2 separate regions of the Homo sapiens genome follow, and region 2 is linked to region 1. Evidence: read pairs that join two places in POLR2A ChIA-PET (ENCODE). Cell type or tissue: B cell. All regions are shown on one strand. Region 1 overlaps OGDH (oxoglutarate dehydrogenase). Region 2 overlaps CCM2 (CCM2 scaffold protein).

Region 1 (4,000 bases):
TGTTATTTTTAAATCTGTGTTTTATAGTGTTTCCAAGCATACATAACAGTAGAGAGAAGAGTAGATGATAAGCCTAATGAGGAGACTGGTCACGCAGCTTCAACAGCTGTCTTAAAAATCTATTCCCTACCCCAGTGACTTTTTTATTTGTTGGTTTATTTGGGGTTTGAGGAGAGTAGACACTGGAGTATTTTAAGGCAAATTCCAGACCTGTGTCATTTCTGGCATAAATGCATCAGTGTAACTAACTGTTAAGTAATTGTTTTCATAACCACACCCAATAAAATTAACAGGCTAATTCTCTAATAGAATTTTTTCTCAGTCCATGTTTAAATATTTACTCTTCTCTTAAAGCTGCCCTTTTACATTTTGTTTTGTTTTGTTTTTTAATTTTTATTTTACTTTTTTTTACATTTGGTTTTACACTTTATAATTGGTCGTTGTATTCCTTATTTTTAATTTTATTTATTTTTTAATTAAAAACTTTTTTTTAATGTAAGTAGGAGCCATGCCTGTAATCCTGATACTTTGGGAGGCTGAGGCAGGAGGATTGCTTGAGTCCAGGAGTTTGGGACCAGCCTGGACAAGGCAAGGCCTTGTCTCTATTAAAAATAAAATAGAAAGCTTTTTAAAAAAATAAAAAAATGTAAATAGAGATGGAGTCTCTTTATGTTGTCCAGACTGGTCTTGAACTCCTGGGCTCAAGCAATCCTCCCAGCTTGGCCTCCCAAAGTGCTGGGATTACAGATGTGAGCCACCACACCCAGCCTCTTAAAAAAAACTTCTATTCTTAAAATGCTTAACTGATGTGAAAATTATATTTGTGGTAAAATATTTTAGCAAATCAGAGCTGCAAGTACCTTTTTTACCCTAAGTCCACTCCCCAGAACAGAATCCGGTTAACTAGCTGACCTGGGTCTGTCTCTGTGGTGGGCCCATCTGCCATCTCCCTTTTGTTCCTACCTTTGGTCCTGTCCTAGACTTTCGTCTCTGTTCTAGTCTGGCATTTGTGCTCCTCACTGACCCCTCTTAAGAGCCTTCAGCGGTGGCCTGGGCTGTCAGCCTATGAAACCCTCCTCATTAGGGTCTCAGCATATTTGAGGTCACATCAAATGATGACATCTTTATTTATGTCTTTAAGACACAGTCAGAGCTAAGTTATCCTTGTTAATGTTTAAGACAAACAGGTAATTGAGAACTGCTAAGCCCCCATGAGTCTGGGTGTTGATCTCATTTTGTTTTGTAGGGACAGGTGCCCACCTACAGCTGTAGCATGGTGTTGAGTTCCTTGTGATGCATCTGCCAGGTTCTGGCCCTGCTGAGGAAGAGCCAGGATTAGGTCCTGAGGGAGTGGAAGGAGCTGGGGCCTGTTGTTCTTCTCCCAACAGTGCCTTCAGCAGCTGCCTTGAGGGTGCCATCATTGGCCCTGCTTTTCTTCTAGGCCCTCCTGGCCATTTGGCTTTCTCACAGCTTGCTTTGTACCTCAGGGCTCTTCCTCTGCTCTGTGCTTTCCTCTGCCCTGCCCACCTGCCTAAAGCCTGCCTCCCTGTTCTTGTTAACTGATGCCCATTTCTTTTCTTTCCTTTTTCTTTTTCTTTTCTTTTTTTTTTTTTTTTTTGAGACGAGTCTCGCTCTGTCACCAAGTCTGGAGTGCAGTGGCGCAGTCTCGGCTCTCTGCAACTTCCGCTTCCTGGGTTCAAGCAATTCTCGTACCTCAGTCTCCCAGCTAGCTGGGATTACAGACGTGCCCCATCACGCCTGGCTAATTTTTGTATTTTTAATAAAGACGGGGTTTCACCATGTTGGCCAGGCTGGTCTTGAACTCCCGACCTCAGGTGATCCGACCGCCTCGGCCTCCCAAAGTTCTGGGATTATGGGCGTGAGCCATCATGCCCGGCCTGATGCCTGTTTCTTGATGGTTTTTTCTTCTTGCACTTTTCACGTGTCAGCTCCTAAAGTGTGTACATGTGGTCGCTGCAGGAGGGAGGGTCTCTATGCGTTCAGATTACAGGTGCAGGCTGTTGGCCTGCTGCTGAGTCTGGCATCGCTGCTCATCTGTCGACACCGTTCTGCTTCCTCCTTTCGTGCTTATGAAACACAGTACTGGTGTTTTCTATGGGTGAAACTAAGTGGAGGAAAAGCACAGATACACAAACTGTCCCATTATGCAGTGTTATGGGCCTTTTCACTCTGCAGTGTTGAAACTGCCTTGGCCTCACTTTGAAAAATAGGACTATGGTACCCATGGTTGTGTCCTGGCCTGGGGTTCCTCCCATGGCAGGAGCCCTGCTCCAAGTTACCCTCCTAGCCGCTGCATGTGCGGTGAAGGGGCTTCCCACAGTGGGTATGTGGAAGTCTGATGGAAGTCTGATGTGCTCATAAGGAGATCTGATATGTTCACGTGACAAGGAACAGCTGTGTTGAAAAATCTGCAGAACACTTTGGTGCCACTCAAGTTATTTATTTCTGGGAATAATTCACAAGGCACTTTAGGCAATGCCAGTTGGGTGGTTGGAATGCATTTTGAGTATTTTAATCTTTTATGTTTGATTTATGAATGACTTATCAGAAATATATGTAGTCATTCCTTGGTATCTGTGGGGGATTGGTTCCAGGGCACACTGAGGATACTAAAATCCAAGGAAGCTCATGTCCCTTGTATAAAATGAAATATAAACTATGCACGTTCTCCCATATACTTTAAATCATCTCTAGATTACTTGTAATACCTAATACAAGGTAAATGCTATGCAGATAGTTGTTATACTTCATTGTTTGTGGCAGCAGTCCCCAACTCCTTTGGCACCAGGGACCAGTTTCGTGGAAGACAATTTTTCCATGGACTGAGGGATCAGGGGAGGATGGCTTTGCAGTGAAACTGTTCCACCTCACATCAGGCATTAGTTAGATTCTCATAAGGAGTGAACTTAGATCCCTTGCATGCACAGCTCACAATCCAGTTGGCTCTCCCATGAGAATCTAATGCCCCCGCTGATGTGACAGGAGGTGGAGCTCAGGTGGTAATGCTCGCTTGCCGCTCACTTCCTGCTATGCAACCCAGTTCCAAACAGGCCACTGACCAGTACTGGTCTGTGGCCCGGGGGTTGGGGATCCCTGGTTTAGAGAATAATAACAGGAAAAAAAAGTGTACATGTTCAGTACAGGCAGTTTTTTACCAACTATTTTCAATCCACGTTTGGTTGAATCCATGGATGCAGAACCCACAGATACGGAGGGCTGACTGTATACATAAACTGCATGGTCTACGTAAATGGGGTTTCAGCGATGAGCTTTGAAGTTACCCCTTGATGATTTTTTGTTTTTGAAGATTCAGGAGGTACATGTGTGGGTTTGTAACATGGGTACGTTAAGTAATGGTGGGAATTGGGTTTCTAGTGTACCCATCACCCAGATAATGAACATTGTACCCAATAGGCAATTTTTCAACCCTCACTCTCCTACCACCCTCCCCCACCGCCACTTGATAATCTTTAACTTCACATGTTAAGAGCAATCTCAGCACTTGTGGCTTTTTGTGTTAAATCAGCTAAACTGACTGAGTGCGCCTTCTCCAACTTTAGCACAGTATTTCACTCTTAAGCAGTTTGCATTTATGGTTTATTTAGGGTGATAAAATTATAACCTCTTTGAAACAACAGGAAACATGAAGCAACACCCTCACTTGTGTGGTAGTTTGCAGCTCATGACAGCTGTGTTCGAAGCTTGTGCTGAGTGGCGGCTGCAAGAGGAAAAGCAGTCTTGCCCTGTTATCCTAGCAGGATGATTAAATAAGTTTAAACAACAGTTAAAATTCTAGCTCTCTTTTCTCTCTCTCTCTCCCCCTCTCCACCCCCTTCCCTCTTTCCTTTCTCTCTCCTCTCTCTCCCGGCCCTTAAAAAGAAAAATAAATAAATAAAAACATTTGGAATTCTAATAGAACCCACTGAGCTTCTGAAAGGAAGTGCATTATGCTGTGCTGTGAAGGAGCCCAACAGGGGCT
Region 2 (4,000 bases), 380 kb after region 1:
TTTGTGCTCTGGGATCTGTGGCGGGAGCAGTGAGCCCAGCCATGTCCTCTGCATGCATCGCTGTGTCCTTGTGAACAGTGGATCTTTGTTAGCGCGCTTCGCACTCCTTGGCTTTTTTATCTTTCAATCAAGAACAGCAACTGCTCTTCAAATGATTCTACAGGTATGAGGGAGTTTACATTTGGATTTGTCAATGGAACCATTAGGATTTTTTGTTTGTTTGTTTTGTAAAAATAAGAACTTTTTTCCTTAGCCTTGTGTCTGTGCCAAAAATGTGACCTTTTTTTTTCTCCCAAGTGTGCCCAAACAGTAACAATTTTTTGCTTGGATTATGTTAAGAATTAGGGCATTTGACCATAGGCATTAGATGTATGTGCAATGAAAGTGATCCCCTTTAATAAGCATAATAGGAACATGGAATTTGGGCTTTTGTTTGCAGCTTAGGATGATGGTGTGTCTTGTAACCCAAGGAGGTTTTTCACTTTTCTGAAAGTGAGAAGACTGGTCAGCCTAAACCCGTGGTGTCACTGTTCTTAAGGGAAACCTAGTTGAGGAGTGGGAGATAACCATTTCACATGTTGTTTTTGTACCTTGGAGAAAAAAAAGAGAGAAGCCTTTATTTAAATCTTTATGTCTATTCTATAGTTTAAAATTCCATACAGGTTTTTTTCAAAAAATCAAATTTGCTTCCTGTGTGTTGTCACCATGAGCTCTCTGGTCAGGTGTGGAAACTGAAATGTTTCCCTTGTTGGTTTATGTGGTGGGGTACATTTTTTTTTTTTTTTTTTTTTGAGGTGGAGTCTTGCTCTGCTGCCCAGGCTGGAGTGCAGTTGCATGACCTCAGCTCACTGCAGGCTCCGCCTCCTGGGTTCAAGCAATTCTGCCTCAGCCTCCCAAGTAGCTGGGACTATAGGTGCGTGTTCCCATGCCCGGCTAATTTTTTTATTTTTGGTAGAGATGGGGTTTCCCCATGTTGGCAAGAATGGTCTTGATCTCTTGACCTCATGATCCACCCGCCTCGTCCTCCCGAAGTCCTGACCAATGTGTGCCTCTGTGTGCCACCGTGCCTGGCCAAGGGTACATGTTCTTTTTTTTTTTTTTTTTTTTTTTTTTTGAGACAGTTTTGCTCTTGCCCAGGCTGGAGTGCAGTGGCGCGATCTCGGCTCACCACAACCTCTACCTCCCAGGTTCAAGCGATTCTCCTGCCTCAGCCTTCCCAAGTAGCTGGGATTACAGGCATGCGCCACCAAGTCCGGCTAATTTTGTATTTTTAGTAGAGACGGGGTTTCTCCATGTGGGTCAGACTGGTCTCAAACTCCCAACCTCAGGTGATCCACCTACCTCGGCCTCCCAAAGTACTGGGATTACAGGCGTGAGCCACCGCACCCGGCCAAGGGTACATGTTCTTAATGAGATGCCTTGGTCAGGTCTAAGTGTCAGTTATGGTGCATGTTGATTTTCTGTCAGATGTCTGAAAATGCCCTAGATATGATTATGTCTAGCTAATTTATTACTGCCATTAGATACATCACCTTTACATAGCTTTTACTTTTCATGCTACTGGGTATAGACAATAACCATAGCCCACCTGCCTGTGCACTTCTAATATCAGGCTGAGTTCAAGTTCCTTTCTAAGGCTCCCCCTCTCACTTAGTATTGTCCGTCTTTCTTGAAAGAGGTATGTGCAGCCTCCGTGTTTGCTTTTTCCAGCACATTCTTCCACCCTCAGCATTTTATGATGAAAATTTTTGGGACAGGCACGGTGCTCACGCCTCTAATCCCAGCACTTTAGAAGGCCAAGGCAGGCAGATCACCTGAGATCAGAAGTTCAAGACCAGCCTGGCCAACATGGCGAAATGCTATCTCTACAAAAATACAAAAATAAGCAGGGCATGGTGGTGTGTGCCTGTAATCCCAGCTACTCCAGAGGCTGAGGCAGGAGAATCGCTTGAACCCGGGAGGCAGAGGTTGCTGTGAGCCAAGATTGCGCCATTGCACTCCAGCCTGGGCGACAGAGGGAGCCTCTGTCTCAAAAAAAAAAAAAAAAAAAAAATTTTTGAGTACACCAAAGTTGAAAGAATTTTGCAGTGAATACTTGCACCTAGATTCTGCCACTAACGTTGGCTATACTTGTTTTTTTTTTTTTTTTTTTTGAGACGGAGTCTCACTCTGTCACCTAGGATGGAGTGCAATGGCGTGATTTCGGCTCATTGCAACCTCCGCCTCCTTTGTTCAAGCGATTCTCCTGCCTCAGCCTCCCCAGCAGCTGGGATTACAGGCATGTGCCATCACGCCTGGCTAAGTTTTTGTATTTAGTAGAGATAGGGTTTCACCATGTTGGTGGGGCTGGTCTAGAACTCCTGACCTCAGATGATCCGCCCACCTCGGCCTCCCAAAGTGCTGGGATTACACTCATGAGCCACCCTGCCTGGCCTGGCTATACTTGTTTTATCCCATATCTAGCATTTGTTTATCACTGTACCTGCCCATCAACTCATTTTATTTTTCTGATGCATTCCTCAATAAATTGCAGACATTGTTTCACTTTGATCTAAATACATTAGCATGCATGTCATTAACTAGGGTTCAATATTTGCTTACAGTTTTCTTTTGATGTAAAATTATGTAACAATGAAATACACACTTTTTTTTTTTTTTTAAACAGGGTCTCACTCTGTCACAGAGGCTGGAGTGCCGTGGTGCAATCATGGCACACTGCAGCCTTGACTTCCCAGACTCAAGTGATCCTCCCGCCCCAGTCTCCTCAGTAGCTAGGACTAAATGGGTTTGTCACCATGCCCAGCTAATTTTTTTTATTTTTTGTAGAGACGAGGTCTCACTGTGTTGCCCAGGCTGGTCTTGAATTCCTGGGCTTAAGCAATCCTTCTGTCTCGGCCTGCCAAAGTGTTGGTATTACAGGCGTGAGCCACTGCTCCTGGCCAAATAATACACATCTTCAGTGAATATTAGCTAAATTTTGACAAATGCATACTCCTACGTAACTGAAACCCCTACTAAGAAATAAAATATTACCTACCATCACTGAGAAAATTCCCTTATGCCCCTTAGAAAGTCCTTCCCCCAAGGTAGTACTGTTCTGATTTTTTTCCACCATAGGTTAATTTTGTTCATTCTAGAACTTCATACAGATGGATTCATACAGTATACATTGTGTTGTGCAGGGATCACTGTACTCAGCATAATGTTTTTGAGATTTATCCATATATTGCTGCATGTTTCAGTTGCTGAGTAATATTTTGTTGTATGTTTATGCTGTGATTTGTTTATTCATTTGTTGGAGATTTAGTTTCTTTCTAGTTTGTGTATATATATATATATTTTTTTGAGATGGAGTTTTGCTCTTGTCGCACAGACTGGAATGCAATGGTGTGATCTCAGCTCACTGTAACCTCTGCCTCCTGGGTTCAAGTGATTCTCCTGCCTCAGCCTCCTGAGTAGGTGGGATTATAGGTGCCCGCCACGATGCCTGGCTAATTTTTGTATTTTTAGTAGAGATGGGGTTTCACCATGTTGGCCAGGCTGGTCTCGAACCCCTGACCTCAGGTGATACACTTGCCACGGCCTCCCAGTCTACTTTGTATTTTGAAAAAGCTGCTGTGAACATTTGTGAATGAGTCATTATGTGAACATGTTTTCATTTATTTTGGGTAAATACCTAATAATGGAATTGCTGAATTTTATGGGAACTATATGTTTAACTTTATAAGACACTGCCAAACTTTCTGCTAAATTTTTGTCTCCTAATTCTTTGTTTTTTTCTCTTTCCAGAGACAGGGTCTCATTCTGTAACCCAGGCTGGAGTGTAGTGGTGCAATCAGAGCTCAGTATAACCTCAAACTCCTGCAGTTCTCATGCCTCAACCTCCCAAGTAGTTAGGACGATAGGTGTGTGCCACTATGCCCAGCTAAATTTTTTTTTTTTTTGAGACGGAGTCTCACTCTTGTTGCCCAGGTTGGAGTGCAATGGTGCGATCTCAGCT

Evidence for each region. Peaks named below come from ENCODE experiments on the same cell type or tissue, not always from the same donor. Only the 100,000 strongest peaks of a DNase experiment are listed, where the experiment ranks them.
Region 2: POLR2A ChIA-PET joins it to region 1 with 14 read pairs; 8 of 35 experiments call an interaction of 5 or more read pairs at or near these places.

The regions. Positions count from the first base shown.
Region 1 is chr7:44,627,981-44,631,980 of GRCh38, forward strand. The region is part of intron 2 of OGDH (oxoglutarate dehydrogenase); the gene reads left to right. Among named protein-coding and RNA genes, the nearest start is that of OGDH, 23 kb to the left of the region's middle. RefSeq lists an enhancer at 1,828-1,877. In B cell, no CTCF peak of the experiment used is centred here; a DNase peak (open chromatin) is centred at 2,051; H3K27ac peaks cover 3,255 bases.
Region 2 is chr7:45,007,270-45,011,269 of GRCh38, forward strand. The region is part of intron 1 of CCM2 (CCM2 scaffold protein); the gene reads left to right. Among named protein-coding and RNA genes, the nearest start is that of CCM2, 9.1 kb to the left of the region's middle. In B cell, no CTCF peak of the experiment used is centred here; no DNase peak of the experiment used is centred here; H3K27ac peaks cover 1,589 bases.